4 separate regions of the Homo sapiens genome follow, and all the other regions are linked to region 1. Evidence: read pairs that join two places in POLR2A ChIA-PET (ENCODE). Cell type or tissue: GM12878. All regions are shown on one strand.

Region 1 (5,000 bases):
ACGATATGCCAATTTCCTCTTTATCTTTTCGGCAAACATTTCCTGACCCTTAGCTGGATCCCTCAGGATTCTGTATTCAGTTTTTCTCCTTGCACCAATAATCTTGTTTAAGATGAATGATAGGAATGTTTTGGGCTGAAAGTAATTTAGTCTTTGTACAGTGGAGTTCTAATCCCTCTGATGGGCACCATATCCCCCCAGCACAAACATTAGATTTGGAACCTAAGCTGGAATGTTTTGGAGGGGCAAGTAATTAAATCAGAAGTGTTTGAATTCCCCCTTCCCCCACTCCCTTCAAACTTACTTGGATTCACGGTTAAGAGAGTTCCTTTTCCAAATGTCAGTTTATAGTTGCTACCTCCACTATTCTCACAGCCACAGAAGGCTTTACAGAAACAGGAACAGAAGCTGCTCTTTGCAGAAGGGTCCTGGGGGTCAATATAGTCACGATTGCTCAACTCTTCATTAAGCTACAGGTTTATAGGTTATTTGATAATAAGTCCAGAATGCAGCTGCTGTAGGTGAGTGCTGGAGTTCCAGAGGACAATATATCATATATATATAGATATATATATATGTATATATCTTTAAAGTTTTTGAAATTTAATTTTAATTTTTTTTTATCATTTTCTTTGTGACTAAGCTGCCATCATGGTTCCAGTAATCCATTTCTTTCTTTTTTTTTCTTTCCTAATTATCTTCCCTTGGCTGGTACTCAGATAGTTTCTACTTTTTGCACTTGTTGGGGTAACTATTTCTCTGCTTTTTTTTTCGTTGAAATTGCATATCAATTCACCGGATTCTGATTTACTAGAAACTGATTGTAGAAGGGGAGGGAAGCGAGACAGTTTTTACAGGGAGGTGTTTAAAAGTGGAAATTTGAGGGCTTTCCTGTCTTTCCTGGTCTGCTTCTCTACAAAGGACAATGCAAAATGAGTATACGTCCCTCAAGGAGAGCTTGCAGGACACGGTCTAGAAAGGAAAAGACTGTACTCAGCTGCATGTAGCTTCACCCTGTCATACTTACTTGGGTTGATAGTCAGCCTGGTTCCTTGGCCAAATACCAGCTTCTGGGCTCCCTGAATTACACCACAGCACGAGGCTTTACAGAAACTGCCAGCGAGGGCCCACCTCTCCCCACTGAGGAAGACATATGATCTGCCCTCCTAGCAGTCCAGGGCTGTGGCAGAGAATGGCCCGAATTTCACTGGCCAGAGAAGTTTAGGACAGGATCTCCTTGGGCTGCTCATTTTCTCTTTCACAAAGCCTCCTTTAGCAGTTGTAGACATGGTCCAGATTTTCCAGTTGCCTTGCCAATCAAATATTTAACATCTTTGTTTTCACCCCACAGAATTTTAATTTTTTTTTAAAACATTTCTTTCATCTTTTACAGAGCTCTCCCTAAAAACAGCTGGATTAAAAGAATCTTTAAAGTCAGAGTCTACTAGGTCTCCCGAGTAAAGTTAATCTGGCTTCCTCCTTAAAATTTCCGGTTTGAATGCGAGGGCCTGCTCATCTGGGACCTAATTTGTCGTGCTAAGACAGGAAAGGTGAAAAGGCAATGCAGAAAATCCAGGGGAAATCCTGCACTGTGAGATCTTCTTGTCCCTCCACACTTACTTGGATTTATTTTTGTACTCATCCCCTTTCCCCAACAGGAGCATTACCAGCACTTGTCACTAACAGGGATCCATCCTCCAAATCAACTCTAGAGACTCCCACCCACAGGAATTTTAGTGTGGAAACAGACATGGTTTCTTCCTCTGCTCAGGGAAATTTAATTGAAAAACCATTTCTAATTTTGCCAAATGGAAAGGATTAGGAGAAAATCTGTTTGCCTCTGTTCTCCTTCCTCCTCCCCCTTCGTCTTCAACAGTTTTAAACTATTTATAGAAACATCCCTTTAGGGTTAGAGAAATGTGGCAAATTTCTAATCTCTTCATCCTTTTTCTTGCTATCTATTTACCGCAGTCATGTATTTACAATCTAAATTTACATTTCATTTCCATTTGCAGGAGCTTCTAATGCACTTCTCTATTACTTCAAGAACACTGTGTATAATAATAAACTCTACAGAAATAAACCAAATCACAAGAAGCTTTCAGGTCTGGAGGCTGACATTTCTCAAGACAGGTATGGGGCAAACAACTTATTTCTCTTCCAGGCAAGACTAAGATAGGGGCAGCCCAGTCAACTGAGCAACTAGGCTTGCAGGGTGGACATGTTATGTCTAAATAACTATCTATTGAGCCTTGCTCCTTGGGATTAATTTGGATTTTCTTTTTAATCTAGTTCCCAAATACCAGCTTCCCATCTTTTAGCTCTTAGAATCTCTCTGACAGGGAAAGCTTAAGTTAAATCTCATGGGGTTTTTGAATCTCAACAAATATTTCACCTCAGTACACATCACAAATAGAGGCAACAAAAGAAGGATGAATATAACACCTTTGGGAGAGAATTTATAACAGTTCTTTGGGAAAGATGGGAATTATAAGAAAAAGTAGAATTGTGTGTGCTTTTCCTGATTATCATTTTTAGTATCTGCAGGACTGTAAATGTCCAGTCCAGTTTGGAAATGGAGCAGCTGACTCACCTGCTCTTTAGACCTTTGTTAACCAGTGAACACACAGGTTAGCGTGGAAATGCTTTTCTCTCTTATGCTGTTTTAGGCATAAGAAACTTTAGGAAGGTCGCATGGGGTTCACATAATACATACTAGGACATTCTGATTCTAGCCATTCTAATGGGGATAATAATTTGGTCATAAAAGTAGTTTTATTTTAAGATACTCATTGAATAGTTGGTATCTTTTGGGAATTATGAGCAAAAGTTAAATCCCAAACAATTGTTTGAAATGAGCTTGCATTATCATAGAAAGCAGAGATTCCCTCATGGAACAAAATTTCAGCTACATTCAAGTTAACTGAAATTAGGTTTGTTTTGAGAATGGTGGAGCAATACTCAAAATATTCCCCCAAGTATTGCATTTGGATTAGGGAATCCTTCTCTAAGCTTAGTTGCCACCTTTTCAATGAGGGACTCAGAAGTGAGTGGGTATCAAAAGGGGCTTCTCTGGTGCAGAAAGCTCAGACAAGGCAGAGATGAAAATGTTCCATGAGGACCCAATTAGAAATGCAGCAGTTAACAGCACCCTGGGGCTTGTTTTCAGAAGTTCGTGGTCTTTCTGACTAATTTGAATATTTGCTTTCAATCTTAACTTTTCCCTAAATATCAGCTTGTAGTCAGTGTCAGTACCAGAAAATCTTACACGGCTTTACCCAATTTAGCTTGGCTCCAAGATTTTGAGTTATGGGGATTAGACAATTCTTTTCCTAATTGCACCAACATGGAAGCTTTGGGAAGACAAGTCAGCTGACACGGAGTGCTGGCTCAGTTGTTTAATCAGCAGGCTACATCTCACTGTTTCCTTTTGGATTGGGTTGCATTGCATACTCCCAGCCATTGGTATGTATTTTAGTCTAATCTGTCCTTCTTTTGTCCTTTCTAAATGCTTTCTGCCCCTACACACTAAAACTTCAATTCAGATTCCATTTGTCAGACACATATCTCCAACATTAACAAAAACACACTGAACATTCCCAAGTACTTAAAGGTGTTAAAGAAACAGTCCCAAAGGGGCTGCAGTCAGGGGCTGCCCACATTGTCATTTTCTCCAGAAAGACCCATGGTGAAAGATGCTAATAACTGGGCAGGAGATTCGGTTATCTTTCACTGAATTTCTAAGGATGGTGGCTTATGTTTGGAAACAAATAACATTCATTAAAACATACCTGGTCTAACACTCAGAGTTATTCCTTTTCCAAATGTCAGCTTACTATTGGCTCCAGTATAACACAATGACACGAGGATCTACAAAAACTCAGTTGCCCAGACTCCCCTTGATATTTACTTAAGTGCTTACTTGTCATCCAAGAATCCCCCTGATAAAACCAGCTGTTTATAGTGTGGGACTGGTGGAAGAGTTTACGGACCACCTGGGGCCTTCCTTTCTCTTCACACTCATTGTCCCCTTATTGGAAATGTACCAACATCCCCTCACAGCACGCCGGCTGTGGTAAAATGGGAACAGGAACTGCCTCCCCCATTCTACAGAGGAGGAAAATAGAGGCTCAGAGAGTTAATCAATTTTCTCTTAGTCCCATGGAAAATCTCACCAATTATAACGAAGAATGAAGCCTTCGAACAGTCTGACTCCTTAACTCAGTGCTCCATTGGTACTGTCATTCTCAGCTATTAGATAAAATAGCACATGAGGGCAAACAACAGAGACCTGCGTGTAGTAGGAATACACCAGCAGTTGTTTTGCACTGGAATCCATTAATGGGACTGCTGTGGTTTGGACCTGGGTTATAAAACAGAATGGAAAATTTGGAAATCAGGGTTCCAGGGAGAAATTTGGAAGCATTATTCAGACTTACATGGGTTTACTGTCAGTTTCGTTCCCTTTCCAAAGACCAGCTTTTCAGATCCGCCCTGAGTTACACCCCCACAGACTGCTTTACAAATACTGCCAAGACCCTTCCATCATGGGCTGGGAGCCAGGGCTCCACCCACTCTCCCAGGGGAAGCATAAAATTATACAATTGTATAGCTATTCCCGAAAAGGGAGGGGACCTATAGAACAAATCTGATTACTTTTTTACCTTACAGCCTGTTAGGTTGTTATCTTATTAATTAAGTAATTAGTTAATCTAACTGGTCAGCAGTTGCAGTTAATTTAAAAGAGCTCAGGCTTTGGGGCAGGTAGGCTTGAGTTTAAAACTCAGGACAAGTTTCCTAACTTGCTACACCTCAGTTTCCTCACTTGTAAAGTGGGGAAAACAGCAACTGCTTGATGATGTTGTAAGGATTAAGAATATGTAACTGGGTCACCGTGGTCCTGTTGACCAACCCCTGGCTTTACTTGCTGAGAGCGCAGTTCTTTAGCGATTATCTTAGCAACCTTAGAGACTAGAGCATCAGGGACATTCCCTCTAGAC
Region 2 (5,000 bases), 57 kb before region 1:
CACAGAATGCAGGAGGCATGGTGGTGGCACGGTTAATAACAAGGCCCTAGAGTCAAACAGATTTGAGTTAAACTCTAGCTCTGTCATTCGTGGCTATATAATCTTGGATAAGTTACTTATCCCAAGCCTCTGTTTCCTCACCTGTAAAATGGGCAAAATATCGGCTACCTATTATTAGGATGTGTGTAATCACTGAATGAGGATTACATAAAAGACAAGAGAATGGCCACTGGTACGTGTCAGGCATTCAGTAAATAGTAGCTCATAATGGGATGATTCCCAGCAATGCTTTACACTGGGGGAAAGGATGAGGCTTCTTGCAGCCAGAAGCCCAGAAACGCATCCCTGTACCATCCATTCCAGTACCACAGAGTGCCTCAGCACCCTGGCTGGTATGCTCTAATTCAGGGGAAGGTATCTCACGGATTCTAGGGGAGGTGGTGACAGAGTCTCAGGTGGAAGAGACATAGGAGTGAGGGGGCAGAGTAGACCCCTTGGTTGCCAAGAAGAAAGTTCTGTTTTAGAAACCTAACCAAGAGTGAAGTCTTTTTTCACAACTTGGGGATTTGTCCTCTGAAATCATTGTGCAAAACCCTTGTCCGGCACAGCCTCAATCATCTCATCAGACCTGACACTGATAGTTACTCCCAGGCAACAAAGGACTCCTTTAATGATGGAATAGATCACAACACAAACTCTCACTACTACAGTATCCTTCCATAATATAATCTGTCTGCAAAATTTCCCTTGATCATTTCTATAATACTTACACGGATGAACAATAAGGCTGGTTCCTCTTCCAAATGTAGGTATGTAGCTTCCTCCTGATGCACACAGTGAGGACAGCCTTTGATAAAACCTGTTTCATGTGACCTCCCTCTACCAATTGCCCCATGGTATTGGGCAACATCCTGGGAAACCCTCCTGAATACTCTCTGAGTTGTAGAAAGTCTCCTACTGCTGTCCTTAGAGCCCCCGAGTGCTGGAGCCCAGGGGCGGGAGCCAGGGGCTGGGGACTGGAGAGCTCTTTGGCCCCCGTGTACCCAGGGGAAAATACCACCTTCCCATCAGCAGAGAAGCAGGGCAGCAACTCCCCATGTCTGCTCCCAGCACCCCAATACAAACACCACACTCTGCTTGCTTGGGGCAGACATTCTGAGGGTCTGGCTCTGCTACTCTTTAGTCAGATGCAAGGAGCTTCTGAAAGTGCTGCGAGGACAGAGAGCAAAGGAAATTTTATGTGACGTTTTTCCTGAAGCTGTTCTGACCTCCTTTTCTCAGAGTGCTCCTTGTTCTCTTTTCCTTTCCAGAGCTCTTTGGCACTTCCCACTCCTAGTCTTCTTCCTATGGGAGACCCTGGGGTTGGATTTCTGCATATCCCTGTTTGAGGCAACACTAAATCCAAGCAGGATTTAGGCACTTCCTGTGATTTGTGCTTTCATCCTTCCCTCTTTACCACCTAGAATTAGGCCAAGGCATCCAAAGCCCTTGGATTCCTTTATTTCTAATGACCTTGACTCAGACAAGGCCCTGCCTCTGTGAAACCCTACAATTACAGAGAAAAAAGTCACAATAATTTCCATAGAATTTTTGAAAGATGGGAGGAAACAGAGACCATGCTGTCTACTTCAGAGATATGAAAACTGAGGCTCAGGGAGGTCATGGCCTGCGCCACAGTCCTGAGCTGGGGCAGGAACTCAGTACTTGGTTCCCTAGCAGGTGGGCACTGTCAACACTCAGCTTATCTCACACTGGGTTTGAGGGTCACTTAGCAAAGAGCTGTGTGGCTCCACCAAACTCAGGGTGGGAGTAAAGGGCTGGGGCCCCTCCACTGCTGTGCACTGACCATCAGCACGGTCTTGGACAGATGCTAGACCCTGGCATCAGGTCCCTCTGCAACATGAGCAAGATGTCCCCACGGTCCCCTCCAGCTCTCACTTTTGTGGTCCTTTGTTCAATCTGAAATCCAGCCTCAGGGAAGATCAGGGGCAGCTTACATGAGAATGGGAGTGTGGTCAGTGGAGATGCAGAGAAGGGGAGAGTGAAAGAAACCAGGGACAGGCAAAGATTTGGGACAGTGGCCGCCTAAGGTTCTTCGATATAGCACTGATGAATGGCATGTCCTTCCCCCGCTCCCATGGAAATATGATAAGAGGCTCTCCAGCACAGGGTAGGGATGGGGGTGGCTGTGGCCATTTGTGCAGGAGGATCCCAGCTCACTTACTTGGTATGACCACCACTTGGTTCCCCTTCCCAAAAGCGAGTCTGTTGTTCCCATAGTCACACTGTGTAAGTGTATTACAAAAACCTCCTGGTTTTGCCCACCCCTTCTCTGAAGACACATCCCCTTCACAGTAGCTCTAAGATCTGGAAACCCTGAAAGGCGGATGCTAAAGTTTTCCTTGTAATGGGTGGTATGAAGACTTGAAGGAACCTCCCTAAAGGGTATAAACAGCACCAGACCCCACTGCTACCTGTTGGCCTTCATTTTCCTCATCACAGCTATCAATAAACACAGCTTTGGCTATTTCTCCTTTGGGAAAAACAGAATCTTCATAAAACTTCATGAAAAACATTGTATCCTACATAGGCTGGATGGGTGTGAGTATTTCTAAAGATACCAGAGAGCAGGCGGGCATTTTCCTACTTCATCTGCCATGCCTGAGAAGAAGGTACCATTTTCCTAGTGACATGTGCAAAAATGTATTTTTCACCTTGCCATAAATGCACACTGTGCTGGAGCACATGCTAAAGACATGCCTCGGCATGACTCAGAGTCACTCCATCCTCTTGGGGCTGAGTGAGAGTCTTGGGTGACTCACGCCTGACTCATTCCTGTTTCTGTCCTCACCCCCGCTCAAGGATGCTAACTGCCAAGGGGGCTTTTGTCCTCAAGAAAGTCAAAGATCTCAGCACAGAACAGACTCAATTCCGTTTCCAGAAACATATTTGGGGGAATCATGTGTGTTCTCTGCCAAAGAATGCGGCTGTGCATGGTCATACCTGTCCTGTCTCCAGCCCTCAGGAAACCCACCCCCCTATCTTGGCACATACACATATAAATTGTTGTTAGACTTTTTATTATGAGTGCTTAGTTTCTCTGATAAGACTGGAAGTTCTTGAGATCAGAAGCCTAAGATAGCTTAGGGTTTTAAAAATTCTTTTCTTTGTTTCTTTCTTTTAAAACCAATGATGATTCCCTGGTTTGTTGATGATACTCAATAATCATTTACTGAATTGAACTGACTTTTACTGTGCATAATTATTGGGACAGGGAGGCCAGTTTTGGGAGAGGTTAAAAGCTAAGTATACTCTGGGTAAATGTGAGCTGCAAAATCTAAGTGCTTAGGCAAGGAAAAACCAAGGAAGCATTTCTAAGAGAGATAATAAGAAGGCGGTATAAAAACCAAAACATCGTGAGGTTCATATGACCCTCAGCAGAGAGGTGGGAACTGACGAACAAATAAGAAACTTGACTCAAAGGAAATTCAAATATTTCCCTCCTGATATCTTGACAATAATTCTCCTTAAAGGTAAAAATAATAATATGGCAGAAAATGTATATTTGAAATTAGCAGCATTGTTATGATTAATAAGAACAAAATAGTAGTAATAATAATCTATTATAGACCAGAATAATTATATCCATATATGCCCAATATTGAGGATAGGGCTACACATTTCTGCAGATTTGACTTACTTGGACTGACCAGAAGTCAGGTGCCAGTTCCAAATACAAGTTTCTGAAAGCCTGTGTTCACACTCTGACATAACTCTGTACAAAATGGGACCCTGTCACTGGGCCATAGCCTAGGATTGCCAAGTCACATGCAAGTTAGTTACTAAGGGTGTTTCTATGTCTGCATGCATGTACCAAAGTGGTAGGAGGCATCTAATCTTACTATTTAACCTTAATTTTCCTAAGACCATTGGAAGATGACAACAAATCAGATAGAACCCAACTGAAGATTCTGCTTTGTATACCTTGGGTTATATAAAAATGTCACTAATATTCAAGTTAAAAAAGTTATTAATATAATTACAGAGTTTCAGTTCTAGATAGGACCTAGGGAAGTTTTATCCATCCACACTTAACTGTTTGTTATTATACATGTTTCTTGCAAGAGTGATGCCCATGGATACTGTACAGTGCAACATTATTATTGCCAATGTATCTTCTAATTTAACTGGCAGACAAAACTATGTCCCCTTCCCCCTAAAAAGAAAAAAATCAATGAAAACAGATGTTCTTCAACTGTAATATAAATCAGGTTATTTCATGGAACTTACTTGCTTTAACAAATAGTCTTGTTCCTGCTCCAAAGATAGTTTTGAAGCCTCCAGTATTTCCCACAGTGATTTGCACTGCGACAAAATGGGCCATTTCCTTCTCCTTCCATTTTTACACCACAGCTGGGGAGCAGGTCTAGGGAGCCTATACTAAGGTGCTAGTAATAAGGAGGACATTTTTATACTCCCCTTGTAAAACCTATTTGTTTTTCCTGTTTATGAGCATAACTCACACTTCCTACCTATCAGAAGTTTAGTTCACCAAACAGCAGTCACAGAATATGGCCCCAGGACCAGGATCTCCAGGTTCTAGTCCCAGCCCTAGTTCGCACTGACCTTAGACAATTCAGCCAACCTCTCTGGGTCTTAATTTCCTTATTGGGAAAATAAAGAGGGGTGAACTAGATATTTTGAGGCTGTCTCTCAGAGCTAAAGTTCTATGTGCAAAGTGCCTTCACCCTGCATTTCTCTATAACTCACAAAGGAGTCAGGCTCTTGTAGATCAGTTATATTGGTGGCTGGTCTGCCTGGGGAAAATACAAGAAACAGCGAAGGAAAGGGACAGTCAGAACAAGGGAGTGGCTGCAGCCAGCTCCCCTCTCTTTTCTCCCTATTGGGGTAAATGCTCCCAGCAACTCTGTACTTTGTTTTGTCATTGAAAGGGGAGGAGAACTCTTTAGACACTTGGGGCATCCATGTCAAGATTTCCC
Region 3 (5,000 bases), 98 kb after region 1:
CATAACCACAGAGTTCAGTGAAAAGGGGCTGTTAGGAGACCAGACAGTTTGGGGAAAGGTTTTATGTAATTTAAATTTACAGAGGGTTGGCCTCTCCTTGTGTTTACTGACAAGGAACAAGAAGCTTCAGTATCAACTCCCTAGGAATATAACCTTTAACAGCAAAGCATTTGATCAAAAAGAGCTCAGAAAAGTATTATATTGTTCACTTAATCCTCAGAATGTTTGTGTAGGAAGATAATTTGTTTAGTTGAATGATAAATCAACTCACAACCTTTTATTACTTAACTGATTCCTTTCTTTCTCTCTGATGTGGTCTTTTCTTTCAGTCAGAAGAACTTTAGACCCTCCTGGTTTTCCCCCTCCTCTCCCTTGGGCCTACTTTTTTCTTAGCAAACCACAAGAAATAAGGGTCCATAGTAGGCATTGCCCAGGGCTTGGTTTCTTTGCCAGTCCTGTAGTTGGACATTTATATTCTGGAGACAGAGGCTTCCGGGGAGCAGTTGGTATCAGATGATTTATACATTTCTGTGAGTGCTGAGACACAAGATCCAGCTGCTTGTTGGCTTAGCTGTGTCGTAGAGTTGGGCTGGATTACCTTGGTCTTATTCATAGTGCCTGGACAAACAGGCAACCCTCCATACACTATCAGCTCCAGGTCTTGGAACCAAAGTGAAGCCAAAGATCAGAGTCTGTGTCTTCCTTCCCTCTCTCTTCATTTCTGGAAACATCACAAGAAAGAAGAGAAATTCTGCTCAATTTCATGGGATTGTGAGGGTGTTGTCATTTGGAGTCTAATGTGGATCAGTGGGAACCACAGCCCGTGAGCTTCCCACATCTCCCTTGATCCCCCGTCATGTCATGTCTTCTCTGAGCTTAACTGAGTTTAACCCCCAACTTGCAAGCCAGGAACTGGGGAACGGAATTTAATTTTCCTTGTGCATCTACTGCATGCCTTCAACTTCCCCACAACACTGACTCATATAACTTTCACAGCCAACCAAGGTATGTATTACGTTCTCGTTTTATGAACAAAGAGGACCTAGGAGGTTAAGTAACGTTCGCAAAGTTTTAGAGCTAATTGTGCTAGAGATAGAACTTGAATCTAGATATAAAGTTCTGACAATTTCTATGACCATATACAGCGAAAAGGAAGGAGTAGGCCAATTCTCCTTCTTCCTCTACCTACCACTGTCTTTGTGAAAGGGTCAAGCAATGCTGGGAGGGAGGAGATTCCTTAGCTGTGTCCTTTCCCAGTAGCTCCACTCCCCAGGCCTCCACCACATGTCATGAATCTAATCACTCCAGTGGTCAGCTTCAACTTTCAGCAGGTGCTGGGATTTGGCCAGGGCTTGCCCTGGTAGTCATGTGAAGGGAACAGCCCAGTCACTGTCACATCCTTAGCAGCCCGCTGTCACTCCCAGTGTCCTTAGGGCCAGAACTGACCAGCATCCCAGAAATTCCTGAGCTGAATCTTGTTCCCAGGGACTACTGAACCCCTGAGAAGGAGGGTGGGGGAGAGCCAGATACCCCCACCCACCACTGTGCTTTATCCTCTGACAGGCTGGACCCGAGTGAGGAAGATCAGTGGCAGGAGTGACCTCCAGCCAGACTCCTTCTGCCCTTCACTTTCCCACAATGGGAGGGTGGACCCGCTTGCTCTGGGCCAGTTTCTCATGGGCTTCTCTGAAGCAGGTACTTGCCGATGTGGGAATCCCCATACTCTCAGGGGACCCTGAGATGTTGGGGACTTCCACCCCTCAGAAGAGGGAGGTGATAAAGTTGGCTGGGACCTGCAGGCTCGTCAGCCTCAACTACGTAACAAGTGGCAGGGCTTGCCTGCTTGTGAGAGGCTCTGTTGTCTTTGGAACAAGTTGAAGGAATTGACATTAATATTTTTGAAGTAAACATAGGCCCTGGAACTCAAGGCACAGGCCAAGCACCCCTCAGGTAAAGCTGGGGCCAAGGTGAAACAAGCAGATGCAGGAAGTGCAGCAGACGAGTGGCCAGAGGACAGGTGTAAACCCCAGAGAACTGGTCAGGACTGACTGCAGAGAGGGTGGCAGACACCGTCACTTCTGGCACAGGCTCAAAGGGGTTTGCAAAGAAAGAAAAAGGAAGAAGTGTTAAGACAGTCTGACGGGTGATGAGTGTTCTATTAGGGTGGGATTTTTGCATGTGGGAGAGGACTTCTGATTGGTTTTCAAGTAAACTTTTCAATCTTTGATTCGTTTACTATGTATTGGTAATACATGGGGATTTTCCAGGCTGGGTAGGCCCATACGAGTTTTCCAGTTTTCACTGAATTTGAAAATATGGTCGTCTGCTTTGGGTCTGAGTCTCACATAAGCAATTCTCAACCCCAACTCTGCCTTCTAATCTTAGGTCTTGGGCAAGACTGTTAACCTTTCTGGGCCTCAATTTCCTTGTCTATAAAAGAAAAGGGTTAAACTATGTGATCATCTGGAAACCAACTCTAGGTGCTGAGAAGGCAGAGGTCCCTTCCAGGTGGCCCACCCCTTCCTCGTCCCCTGCAGTCCTCAGGCAGCAGGCTGCCCTTCTGCAATCAGTTTACTTCTGGAAGCTGCTGTAGATACTCAGCCTAATTGGATTTTCCGTGTGTAAAGATGTGAGTAGAGTCACAGAGAGGTTTCCTCCAGGCTCTGAAGGCCTCCAGGATCACTCTGGATGACAAATAGAATTTAATCAGTTGATCAGTGTGCCTAAATCCTCTTGTCATGGTGGTGATGTTTGCAGTTCAATTTCATTTTTATAGAATAAGGGATTCAGTGATTTGGTGAGAAAGGGAGGTGTTTCTTTTGTAACCATGATATTGCCATATTATTTAGCCCCGATTTGAGTGTGGTTCTCTGTTGAGCACCATCCCCAGTGCATTAAATGGAAAGAAACTTCTCTCTTGAAGCTTCCAGTCTGAATCAGCAAGGTGGTTCTCATATGAAAGGTAGACAGATATACAGGCTAGTGCAAAAACACCAAAAAGTTAAACCTGCCTTCCCATGAAGTTGCCATATCTTTGACATTGTGAACAAGCACCAGCAGACAAGTGAGCAAGGAATTAACCATGAGAGTAACATTCCTGTCCCAAATTCAGAGCCATTAATGGTTCAGGAATAGGTCTAGGAGTGCCGAGGTCCTTAGCTGGCACCATCAGCCTACTCCTCTCCCTGATGGATGTGAATAGAGGAAGGAAGGAGAGATTCTTTAATAGACAACTACTGAACAGGAATTTTACATTTACTCTTCTTTTCTACATCCCACTTTTGTAGATGAAGAACCTGAGGCTCACCTTGCTTAAGTGACTTGAGCAGCTTCACGCATCTTGTAAGTAGTAGAGACAGAGTCAAAACCAGATCTTCCTGCCCTCTCTATCATATAAACCACTTACACTGAATTACAAAGTGAAACTGATCTATGGTGAATTGTACTAATGTTCTGCTTCTGCCATGGGCACCAGAGGAGATACCTTTCTTTGTTGACACTAATCTCAAAGGCTAAATTAGATCCCCCAAACTCATTTCCATTAATAACATGTCAAAGGCTTGTGTCATGCGTTAATTTATCCAAAGTGATCTTGATTCTATTTACATTTTGGTGCCACCTTTTAATGTCACCATTTTTATAAATTAAATATGTAATATATAAAGCCAGTCTTCACTTACTGATATGTTAATTTTTAACCCAAACTTCTTAGTCTGACATTCCAGCAATACCGGAGCATTGACAGTTGATAATAGCTCTATGTGCTACCTCTCCAAGAAACAAATTTGCATTTTAACCTGCCCCTTCAATGGCTGAACTTCAAAGGGTCACTGATGAATGCCACAGCAGGTTGGTGGGAATATAATTCTTTTTATGGATAATATTTGTGTGTGTATGTGTGTGTGTGTGTTAAATCCTACCACATAAGTCACTAACCTATGGGTAAGGCCAGTCTTGACCTAAAATGAGGAATTCTGTAAAATTTCAAATGCAAATCACATTTTATTTTTGATGTTAGAGAAAACTGCAAATTGGAACAGCAGAGCTGTGCCTCTGGCCATTTCCTGGAACTACAGAGGAGCAACTTGCCCCGGTTTCCAGTGGGTGATGTTCCTCTTCTGCCACAGTCCCTGGCGATGTTGATGTGATTGCCATCAGAGCTCAGAAGCACAGAGCAGAATCATCCCCTGGAGGAGGATTCCCTTCAGTGTAAGAAGTTCTTACAGAATTAATCCTCAAAGACTGTGGGTGGACTCTGCCAGGTTTTTCCCCGGGTGTACCAGAAGAGAGGAAGAGCCCTCAAATACAGGAAAGTGCTCTTTTCAGTGACAGTAGTTCTTTTGGGCCCTGTGGCTAAGTGTGCTCCCACCCCAGCAGTAAGATCACAGCTAATCCTGAGAGGCAAGAGCTCACACCAGGCTACTGAAAGAAAAAGTGTCCTTTGTGGATTGCAAGAGGAACTGGGACACACTGCTGGAAATGAAGTGGCAGGTCATAAACTATCATAAACTCAGGAGGAGAGGTGTTCCTTTTTGAGACACTCATCACAACTAGAGAGAATGCAGCTAAGAAAATGCAGTCTTTAGGGGGACCTGGACTGTTGAAGTATTTGAGCTATTCGGAGGAAATAGAAACTTGGAAGAGATCTTTGTTCCACTATTATTTGGCAGCCCCTTACCCGCAGCTGCCATTACTCCAGATTCTCTCTGATGATCCTGCATCAGGAGAATGAGTTGACTGGGCACCACTGGGAAATGTGGGCAGCTCCAGGCTGAACTAGAGAAGGGGCATGTCAAAGGTCACTTATTTGTGGCTTGACCCTTTGGAGGCCAGATGTAAGAATCAATTTCTCACAGGTCCCATGCTAACGCTTTTCATATTTATTTCCATCTGAGACTCACTTAGGCTAGGCAAATATCCCATGGGTCTGTACCTCTCCAGTGCTTTCTTGCTCATGTAAAATTAGCTCATTGGAATGAATAAAGAGAATGGTATTACTT
Region 4 (5,000 bases), 51 kb before region 1:
TGACGGTGCAATTTTCTGCTCTTCTAGCTCTTTTCTTCCATTGAGCATCGTTTAGCTTAATACTAGTATTAAAAACTCTCACGTTGAAGAGAGCTGAAAATCTCATATCTTGGAAAAAGTCTTAGTGGTTAGCTAAATTCCACCCTAACGAAAGCATGCTTATATAGCCTTTGAATACTTTCACTAATTTATCTGGATGTCACAATTCTTAATGCTTCAGTAATAGATTAAAAATAAGATACAATGACAAAAATTACATCACCTTTTCTTCCACTTATTGTCACCAGAATACATTTTGTAATTACCATAGAATCTCATACTTACTGAGTTCCACTTTTAGCTGAGTGCCTGTCCCAAAGGTGAGTTTGTTTCCTCCTCCCGTGAGTATCACAGTGTTTGATGCCTCACAATAAACTCCCTTTTGTCACTTCACCCCTCTTCTTGATGTGCTCTAATGAGTTAGAAAACACTCAAGCTTTAAAATAGCTATTGAGTTACTCCTAGGAGAAAAAAGTGCCCCAAATGGGATACATTCATAGACTTTTTGTACTAAGAGGCCAGAGAGGCCATTGGACCCACTTCCCCATTTACAGATAAAGAAACTGAGGCTTAGAGGCAAGAGATCTGGTCTAAGTTACATTGCTAGTTGGCAGCAGAGACCAAAACATGGCTCTATTTGAATCCCAATCTAGCATTTCTTCCTCCCCACTACACGCTCAAATGTACTGTGTCATTTGCTTAATTTTCTTCTTCCCTTTGGCCTGGAAACCTGATTTCTTTGGGTGTTTAACTTCAATTAAGCAAGAATTTATCAAGTATTTACTTTTGTAAAAGGACCATATCAGACACTTCATGGAATATTAGAGACTGTCTATTCTCAAGGATCTTTTGGTTCAAATAGGCAGATATTCTCAGTAAGAAAAGATTTCTGTAGCTGCATAGGTCACAGATTGTCTAAGATTCCACAGCTAAATTTGGGATATGGAGGGTTAGAGGAATGTGAAGGGTGCCCGGGGAGAGACCACAGTCTAGGCTTTAAACAGGAAGTGAGTCTATTTCTGGAAAAACCACGTTTGTCCTAATTGTCTAGGGTATTACTCCCTTCTCCATCCTGACCTAGTGAATTAGTTCTACTGTTATTTCCAACTCTTCTATTAGCTATTTTCATTTTTAAATGAAGAGTCCATGGAGGCTCAATCTTAAATTCACAGAACATTGATAATAAAACAAGGATGATGAAATCCATGAGGATAACACGCAATACATATGGAAGCCTTAAACCAGATAGGGGGAAAACATGGGTGGGATGGGGTCAACATGTACCTGGAGAGACTAGAAGCATAGTCCCCTTCCCAAAGGTGAGGGTGCTGTATCCTGAATTCACACTATAGCAAATCCCCATACAAAAATGATTTGCAGTGTTAGGTATTTCAACCCATGATCTACTTAGGGAAAAGGAAAGAAAACCTTCATTTATGAGCCAAATGGATTAATAATCTGCATATATTCCACTACCTCATTTGGGCTTCAACTGTGCCATGAGCTTAAATATTATCCTCATTTTACAAATGAGGGATAGGTGATCTGAGGCTGAGCAGGTTGGGCCAGCACTGCTAACAAAGATGTAAGTATCCTGGATCCACAAGACACTTTGGCAGAGGATGGATAAATCTTAGGAGGAGCTTTCAGAGAAGAATCCTCTTCCTTGTTCCTTCTAGAGAGGGATTACAGCTATATTAGGGTTCTTTTGCTAGAACCAGACATCAGAACTCTAGTAACAGTGCTCCTAAAAAACTCCAGCTCATTTTGCATTATACAATCATTTCCTGAGACATGAAGACATTTTACCCTCAATCTTTCTGTTGCCTCTCTGACACCTTACTTACCAGGCCTGACCAGCAGTCTGGTCCCACTCCCGAAGATCAATTTATAGCTGCTATCCATCCCACAGTGTTTCTTAGTCAGTCAAAAACACCCAGAAGCCCACACATCCTTTTCATACCTAAGACCTAGAGATATGGCCTTTTCACCTACAAGGAGATACGGGTTACATTTTCACTTCCTTTTTACACAGGCCATTTGACTCAAATTTGGGGTATTTACTGCATATCACTTGAAATGAAGTTTCTACCTGCCCAACTCTCTGGGTCTGTCGCCATCAAATTCATGATTTTCAACTCCATTTATCCAACAGATGTAGCTAGCCCTTCTTTCATTTCCATTACAGTTATCAATTTTTAGATTCCTGACATAGTGTCACCCCTAATTTTAACTTCAATCAATCTGAAACTTCACGGAATAGCATTCAGATCATCATGAGTGGCAGCTTCCTGCTCCCCCGAGTCAACTCATTTTAGAAGCTCAGTGACTCAGTGGTAGCCTTGTTACTTACCTGAGTCCTATCCAGCCCCCAGAACCAAGCATCCCTCTGATTAAAGGACACCCACTCTGCTTTAAGCTTGGTAAAAAGTACCACTTGTCTTCTCTTTAGTTCTTTTCTTTGCAAATCTACTGTTTTCCATTGGCTTCACAGGCAATGTCTTAGTTTTTTTTGATATTAAGAAGAAACACACACTGGACAAAACAATACTAAGAACATGCTAAAGGATGTTCTTATACAATCCTTTTCAGTCTCCTGAAACAGCCAGAAAAGAGCAGGCCCATAATATCTCTTTATGTGCTCCAAATGTTACGGTCTGAGAGAAGACAACACAAGGAAGAGGAAAGCATAGGAAATTGGACTCACTTGGGATGACTTGGAGCTTTGTTCCAGTTCCAAAGGTAACTTTCTGGTAACCCCCAGAATTCACACTGTAATGCCTGCCTTTACAAAATGACTTCCCTTCCCCTGCCCTTTTCATTTGGGTAGCATTTGAGCCACTATATTTCAGTAGAAGAGAAAGTGCTTTTTACCAATGCCTAGGGCTACAGATCACATGTAAATGGCTATTTCACTAAGAACCTACAAATTCTCATGTTAAAAGAATTCTAAATCTGACATAGTTTTTTTTTGTTCTATAAACAAATAATATTTTACATGTGGATAGCATTTAAGAATTTACAAAATACTTTCACATATATTAGCTTATCTTTAAAATAAATATATACACCTATTATGTACCCACAAAATTAAAACAAAAAATCTGAGGTGATATTAAATGTTTTCATTTTATAGATAAAGATACTGTGGCCCAGATTCACTAATCAAGCCAGGTCAGCAGAACTGGAAGTGCTCAGCCAGACTTTCTGCCTTTTTCTTTAGGATCAACTCTCTAGGCTCTTTCAGTCTGTTGCGTTTGGTTCATCCACATGGCTATTTTTTTTCACAGCTAGCTCTTCTATCCTCTGTGCCATTACTTTAACATTTCTTCCTTCATTGGAATCCACTTAAGTCTGCATAAACCATTAATTTCTTGACACTTGGGCCTTCCAAATACTGCAGTAAGTTTAGTGGGTCTCAGTAGCCACATTAAGCCTCCTACTTTAGTGACATATTGCCTACTTACCAGGTTTTACTGATAATCTTGTCCCACTCCCAAAGATGAATGTGCTATAAATCACAGCACTGTGCTGCCTGACAAAAATGACCGAGTTACCTTGATAATAGATTAATGTGGTTAGCATGCAGCTATCCTCCCTCATGGGAGCTCTGGCTGGGATTCCCCCTTTTTGATACTGGAATAAAGACTAAGCCATGGAATTAAGCCTGAGAAAGCCTCTTTTCAGGGCACCATAGTGGTACAATAGATGTAGTGGAAAGCCTGAGAACAGTCCAAGTGATATTCTCTAGACAACTCTGAAACTTATTTCTTTCGAGGAGATTTACATAATTTCACCAAGTAATCTTGTTTTACTAGCCAAAGGATAGCAGCTCTGACCCCCATTTTTACCTAGGAATCAACACCTGTACATAATCTCGTTTTACCACTGTTTAGCAAATTGCTCATATCCTTGTAGATAATCTTTCTTTCTTCTATCAATTAAAATTTTTTTAAGAGCATGGAATAGGACAGGGGCTATGGTTGGAGTATTAGGGGTGAGAGACAACATCCAATTTTCCCATGTGTTTAAATGGCTTTCCTCATCAAATGTCAATATTCCTTAACTCAAAGAAATAGGAGGCATTTGGTCACCTGTGCAATATATGACTACAGGATAAGTACAAGCACTATGATCAATAATTATCAGGTACTTACTGGAACTCACTGATAAGGTGGTTCCCTTCCCAAAGATCAGAGCAGTTCCTGCCTGGTTGGCACAGTGAAATGAGGCCCTGCAAATACCTCATGTACCTGCTCACTCAAATCCACCTTGGATATAACTATAAATGATGGAAATTTGCAAAAATCTCAGTAGGTTTTAGTATTTGGGTATGAAATAGCAAAGCTCTGTAATTTCATGAAAAAGAGCGGCAGTTGGTGCTAAGTCCTTTATTCACTCAGTAACTGTTCACTGAACACCTCCGATGTGTAAAGACATTGTGCCGGCACTAGGGATACGGTGAGAGCCACTTAGACACTGTCCCCGTCCTCCTGGTGTCTACGGTCTAGAAGAAGGCAAACAATAAATACACAGATAGTATAATGTTAAGTGATGAAAGTGTGTGAATTAAAATCAGGCTAAATAACAGGGTAGAGAGCAGCCAGGCAGTGGCTGTGTTTGATGGCTTGTTAGATTGGCTGGGTAAGACAGGCCTCTCTGAGGTGATGTCTAAAGTGAAGTCTAGGCATGGAGGAATTAATCATCATCCCTTTTGCGATAAATGGAGGGGCTGAAAGAGCAGATCCTGGATCCGAGTCACACAGAGTGTCCACATGGACACTTAGATCATGTCTTCTCCCTGCTGAAGTGTTAGATGTAAAACTAACCATGTAAATTCCTGGTTAGAAAAGGTAAAGTAAGACCGATTTTCTCTCTTCTCTCAGAGTGACTTTGGGATGTTATCTGGGCACCTGGAAGCTTTGGCCCTGGCCATGGAGGGCACTGAGGTTGCAGGGGGC

What was found. Peaks named below come from ENCODE experiments on the same cell type or tissue, not always from the same donor. Only the 100,000 strongest peaks of a DNase experiment are listed, where the experiment ranks them.
Region 2: POLR2A ChIA-PET joins it to region 1 with 14 read pairs; 9 of 35 experiments call an interaction of 5 or more read pairs at or near these places.
Region 3: POLR2A ChIA-PET joins it to region 1 with 24 read pairs; 4 of 35 experiments call an interaction of 5 or more read pairs at or near these places.
Region 4: POLR2A ChIA-PET joins it to region 1 with 11 read pairs; 9 of 35 experiments call an interaction of 5 or more read pairs at or near these places.

Annotation. Positions count from the first base shown.
Region 1 is chr14:22,478,374-22,483,373 of GRCh38, reverse strand. It overlaps TRD-AS1 (TRD antisense RNA 1), which reads left to right and starts at 415. Exons shown (of 5, transcript NR_148361.1): 1 at 415-521; 2 at 2,016-2,133. It also overlaps TRA, TRAJ57, TRAJ56, the pseudogene TRAJ55, TRAJ54 and TRAJ53. In GM12878, no CTCF peak of the experiment used is centred here; no DNase peak of the experiment used is centred here; H3K4me3 peaks cover 4,283 bases; H3K27ac peaks cover 5,000 bases.
Region 2 is chr14:22,534,905-22,539,904 of GRCh38, reverse strand. It overlaps TRA, TRAJ9, TRAJ8, TRAJ7 and TRAJ6. Among named protein-coding and RNA genes, the nearest start is that of LINC02332, 20 kb to the left of the region's middle. RefSeq lists an enhancer at 2,559-3,028. In GM12878, no CTCF peak of the experiment used is centred here; a DNase peak (open chromatin) is centred at 2,824; H3K4me3 peaks cover 1,322 bases; H3K27ac peaks cover 4,746 bases.
Region 3 is chr14:22,380,693-22,385,692 of GRCh38, reverse strand. It overlaps TRD-AS1 (TRD antisense RNA 1), which reads left to right. Exons shown (of 5, transcript NR_148361.1): 3 at 3,288-3,342; 4 at 3,713-3,849; 5 at 4,019-5,000. It also overlaps TRA. Among named protein-coding and RNA genes, the nearest start is that of TRD-AS1, 100 kb to the left of the region's middle. RefSeq lists an enhancer at 1,330-2,039. In GM12878, no CTCF peak of the experiment used is centred here; DNase peaks (open chromatin) are centred at 352, 1,014, 1,882 and 3,323; H3K4me3 peaks cover 978 bases; H3K27ac peaks cover 3,449 bases.
Region 4 is chr14:22,528,885-22,533,884 of GRCh38, reverse strand. It overlaps TRA, TRAJ15, TRAJ14, TRAJ13, TRAJ12 and TRAJ11, and 1 more gene. Among named protein-coding and RNA genes, the nearest start is that of LINC02332, 26 kb to the left of the region's middle. RefSeq lists a silencer at 710-759. In GM12878, no CTCF peak of the experiment used is centred here; a DNase peak (open chromatin) is centred at 2,024; H3K4me3 peaks cover 2,759 bases; H3K27ac peaks cover 4,569 bases.